Linked DNA regions of Homo sapiens: region 2 is linked to region 1. A link is an interaction called in ENCODE POLR2A ChIA-PET data of the cell type or tissue named here. Cell type or tissue: OCI-LY7. All regions are shown on one strand.

Region 1 (2,500 bases):
CAGGTGCAATGGTTCACACCTGTAATCCCAGCACTTTGGGAGGCCAAGGCGGAAGGACCACTTGGAGCCAAGAGCTTGAGACCAGTCTGGACAACATAGCAAGACCCTGTCACTACAAAAGTAAAAAATAAAAACTCAGGCAAGTGTGGTGGCATGCACCTGTAGTCTTAGCTACTCAAGAGGCTGAAGCAGGAGAGTTGCTTGAGTCCAGGAGGTCAAGGCTGCAGTGAGTGACAGAGCACAATCTTACCTCTATCAAAAAAAAAAAAAAATGTCCTTTGCAGCTGGAGGTCATTATCCTAAGTGAATTAATTAACACAGGAATAGAAAACCAAACACTGCATGTTCTCACTTATAAGTGGGAGCTAAGCACTGGGCATTGGGTACACATGGACATAAAGATGGAAACACTAGACACTGAGGACTACTAGAGGCAGGAGAGAGAGATGGGGACAAGGCTGAAAAACTAAGTTGGGTGCTATGCTTACTACTTGTGTGACGAGATCATTCACGCCCCCAAGCCTTAGCATCATGCAATAAACCCATGCAACAAACATGCACATGTACATCTTGAATCTAAAATACTAGTTGAAATTATAAAATCAAATAAAACTTTTTCTGGGCTTTCAAATTTTGATGCCCTATGGGCAAAGCTACACTCAGCAAAGCCTAGTGTGCACAACAGCATTTGCAGTGACCCACTGGAGTGACCAACCAAAGGGAGACCTATTCTCTTGTCCCCACCTGCTCCTGCCTCTGCCAAGGAAAAGGAAATGCCCGACCTTTCAGACATTGGAAATAACTTTTTTCTTCTCCTTACCCCTTTCTAACTCTTCAGTATAGATGACTAATTCTGCTGCTCATTAAGGGTTGGGGTCACTGTGTAAAGGTTCACCACTCCCCTCTCCTTGGTGTGCTTTCTGTCTCTCTCATCATTTTTTAGAACAGCCTGGTCACAGGATGCACCTGCCCTCCTCTCCTCCATGGGGTGAGCCCAAGGAGCCAGGTGCAGCCCTTGTGGGGAGAGGCCCACAGCTGTCCTGCCTGTGGGTGGGTGGGCCTGGTTAAGTTCAGTGGAAAACCATTCAGACCTTGGGTCCAAGTGGAGGTTTTTTAACCCAGCCTTACCAGAAATAAAGCCAATACACTGACTTATATCTGCTTTCTGTACCTGGTCTTAAAGCTGTAACTGGCAGAGGTGTGGTAAATTTACCTTCTCAAACCCCAACAACAATGGGTTTGATTTTCCTTAGGCACAAAAGACATTTAAAAGTGAGCAAATAAAGATTAGCCAATTCCCTTACATAATAGTTCTGCAGGGCTTTGGCAAGGCTGAAATCAAGGTATACCAGGTTTAGTTCTGGAGAAGCGGAGGACTTGGATGCATGCTTGTCAGTGTGGGTGTCTTCATGGAAGCCTAATTAGCACTTCCCGTTCCCACCTGAGGCCCGAACTAAGCAATCAGCCCAATGAGTACGGATGAAGGTATACTGAGCTTCCCTCCTAAGCTTGTCAAATCTAGCAGTTTTCATTTTTAAACATTACAAAGTTAACTTCTTAAACTTAAAAAAATCCGCTTGTGAGGAGATGTTCTTCCAGGGAAGTGATTATCTGTCTGAGGCACTGACTTCCTCTTAAAGAAAAATTGGAAGTTTTCTTTTCCCCATGGAGATGGCGTCAGAATTAGAATTGCCACATCAAGGGGAGATTTTTCATGATTAGTCAACCAAAGGCAGTCAGAAAAAGATGAAGTTATTTCAAAAAGGAAGCCGCTCCTCCAGGAAGTATTTTTTTCTAGCACACATTTAGTGTTTTAGAGGAAAATGTGTTGACTTTGTAAATGGATATGTTGTCCTTCAATAACACGAGTGGAATTGTCATGCTGAGAAATTTCTTACAAACTTTATTCTTCAAGGAATTTTAGATCTAAGTTAAAATTTTAGACTTGATTTAAGATCATGATCAGCTTACATTTTTTCAATGTCAAAGATTCCTTTCTTTAAAAAGTCCCCATGAGATATGAAATAGATAAATTATGGAAAGTATAACACTGTCACAAAAGTGTGTGTATAATGTATGTTAAATATAATTTAATATTAAACAAAATTATGGAACAAATTTATAGAAGCATATATCAAACAAATACAATTTGACATAAATTATAACAGCTCTCGGCTGGGCACAGTGGCTCACGCCTGTAATCCCAGCACTTTAGGAGGCTGAGGCAGGGAGATCACCTGAGGTCAGGAGTTTGAGACCAGCCTGGCCAACATGGTGAAACACTGACTCTACTAAAATACAAAAATTAGTCAAGTGTGGTGGCGCATGCCTGTAATCCCAGCTACCTGGGACGCTAAGGCAGGAGAATCGCTTGAACCCGGGAGGCCGAGGTTGCAGTGAGCCCAGATCACACCACTGCAGTCCGGCCTGGGCGACAAGAACAGGACTCTGTCTCGAAAAAAAAAAAAAAAAAAGACATCTCTCCCACTCTCCCACCACT
Region 2 (2,500 bases), 73 kb after region 1:
GTTCAAACCGGTGTTTAAGAGTCAACTGTAATTTCAAATTGGTATCGCAACCTTATTAAGACTGTCATCTGGGATTTGATTTTATCCTTCTTAGAAGCTATTCAGTCAACCTGCTACTGTTTCCTGGATGTTATGTCCAGCCGCACTTCTGTGTCAGTTCCCCTCAGTCCCAGTTCCCTCACAGGTGACACAGCAGGCTCAGATGAATGCCGTGTGTGCAGCGTGAAGCGTGGAGCTTGGAGAAGGCGCTGTGCTTACAGCAAGCCAGAAGCCAGCCTGCTGTTTGCCTGGAGGATCATGGGGAGGGGTCAATGTTACCTCACCTCTCAGAGTTATCAGCTGGACCTGAGAAATGGGCCAGCTAAGGGACACTCAGGGCCTTGCAGTTGTGGCATGCTCAGCAAGGGACAGGGTGCAAGGATGGCCTCTTCCAACAAAGACATCAAAGGCTATCTATATACATCCATGATGCTATCACTTTAATACAACATTTTCTTCTGGTTTTATTCTTCCAGAATTTGCCTATGTACATACATATTTTTGGAATTGTAACCATGGCATATATAACACTTAACATGCTGCTTTATTCACTTAACTGTGTATCCTAAGCAGTTCCCCATACTTCCGCACAATTTTCACAATTATCTTGCACATTCCACTGTGTTCATGGACCATCATGGTTGGACATTTAGGTGGCTCCCACTTTTGTTCTTGGCCTGTCTTTCTGAAAACATACGGTGAGCACAGTAAAGACAAGACACTGGAGCTGGGCAGAGCAGATTCTGCCTGCCCGTGTGCTTTCTGGGCCCGCCTTCCATCCCACTGCTCCCTTCAGCATCCTCGGCCCAGGAGGATGAGACTTTCGGGAGCCTCAGGAGCTTATGCCCAGAGAAGAAAACACCTGGTTCTCAGCATCCCACGTAGTAATGATGTCGAATGCTCTTTCATCTACACACAGGGTCTATTCTAAAAGAAAACATTACAGGCAGGCAGTACCAGACCACTGTGCTTGCAGCCCTCATGAGAAGGCTCAGAAGACACAGGAGCTGCCCTGGGTGTGAATTTCGTGTCCATGCTGGCTTCTCGCAGTGGCCCTTGGCATAGGTTGGGATCTTGCAGCAAGATTCTTCATCGGTTTCTCCATCTCTGAAGACTTCTTGCCAACAGCTGTACACGTGAATATATTATTTTCTCTTATGCAGCTGTCTGTTTTACATGAGTAGAATGGATGTGTGCTTCAGGGTCCCAGGAGAAAACACATGCTGTGCCCAGACAAGACAGGAGCTGGGCTTAGAAAGGGCCCTGTTTACTCGAGGTGTGGCGGGGGGTTTAGCACCACAAAGGAAAGGGAAGTTGACTCCTACCCATGTGACAGGGAAGCTTGTACCACTCTTACCTACACGGAGAGCCCAGTATGAGAGGAGAGGTAGGTAGAATGGTCTGCATGGAGAGAGCTGGGGCATCTGGGCCCAGGTAGCTCCAGGACAACTGTGCCAGCAGCTGCTCTACAGTCTCCTCCAGGATCTCCATCTACTGAGCCCACCTGGAAGCTGCAGGGTGGAGCTCTAGTGTCCAACCAGGTCCATCTCCCAGAGTGCTCGGCAGGGCAGAGGAGCATGGGCAGCAGTCTGGAAGAGCAAAAGAAATCGGGCACAAAATTCCTAAGGAGACAGTAAGTTTGCCAAAGGGCACAGACACGTCCTAAATTCATAGCTTGCTAGAGTTAAGAGCATTAACAACAATAAAAATGCTCCTTGCCTGTAAATGGGATAATCATAGAATGACTAAATGAGGTCAAGTCACTCCAGGACCATGAAAACAGAAAAGAGCACTAGAAGAGGTTGAACTTCATGGGTGGGTGGCAGACAGTGCATGGGCTACACCGAGGTACTTTCCCCACTGGTACTGTCCCTAATTCACCTTGCCTGATGGCCTAGACTCAATGTTAGCAGCTGCCATGCTGGCCCACCTGGGGAAGGCCACAGAGGGTTCGTGAAGCAGCCTGCTGTGCTCTACTTAATCCTCCCATGACCTTTACCTGTTCCTCTTATCTTGCAGTTTTTGGAAGCATCTTTTTCTCTGGGGCTTTGTGATGGCCAATAAGGAGGCCTGAGTCTCCCCAGAAGTTGCCCAGCACCTACTTGCCCAGCCCGCACTCCAGCTGTGGGTCAACTGGGAAGGAACAAAAACAAGACAAGGGGCTCCCTTCTGCTCCCACTCCCAGAGAATGAATCCCCCAGCTGCCTGCCCGCTCCTCTTTAACTGAGTCTTCAGATGAGGTGAAGCGGTGGGGTCTTCAGATTATCCTGTCCTGGGAGCAGAAAGTTGAGTTGCAGAAGGAGGCCTCGTGTTTGAGGAGCTGGGGAACATTTCCTCCTTCATTGATAGGTTCCTCCTGTCTCAGGCCTGAAGCACATCTGAACGCAGAGGCAGGAGAACGGGCAAGGGAGAAATAGGTATGGCTCCGGGTGGGAGGAGGGCCCGGCATCAAAGGATCAAA

What was found. ChIA-PET counts read pairs that join two places held together with the same protein. Peaks named below come from ENCODE experiments on the same cell type or tissue, not always from the same donor. Only the 100,000 strongest peaks of a DNase experiment are listed, where the experiment ranks them.
Region 2: POLR2A ChIA-PET joins it to region 1 with 5 read pairs; 3 of 35 experiments call an interaction of 5 or more read pairs at or near these places.

What each region holds. Positions count from the first base shown.
Region 1 is chr6:256,438-258,937 of GRCh38, reverse strand. No RefSeq gene overlaps it. Among named protein-coding and RNA genes, the nearest start is that of DUSP22, 35 kb to the left of the region's middle. In OCI-LY7, no CTCF peak of the experiment used is centred here; a DNase peak (open chromatin) is centred at 1,007; H3K4me3 peaks cover 627 bases; H3K27ac peaks cover 1,582 bases.
Region 2 is chr6:183,268-185,767 of GRCh38, reverse strand. It overlaps LIRIL2R (lincRNA regulator of IL2RA), which reads right to left. Exons shown (of 2, transcript XR_926349.3): 1 at 1,397-2,500; 2 at 1-1,262. It overlaps LINC03066 (long intergenic non-protein coding RNA 3066), which reads left to right. Exons shown (of 8, transcript NR_126020.1): 6 at 959-1,175. Among named protein-coding and RNA genes, the nearest start is that of LIRIL2R, 4.1 kb to the right of the region's middle. In OCI-LY7, no CTCF peak of the experiment used is centred here; DNase peaks (open chromatin) are centred at 1,257 and 1,957; H3K4me3 peaks cover 1,547 bases; H3K27ac peaks cover 1,822 bases.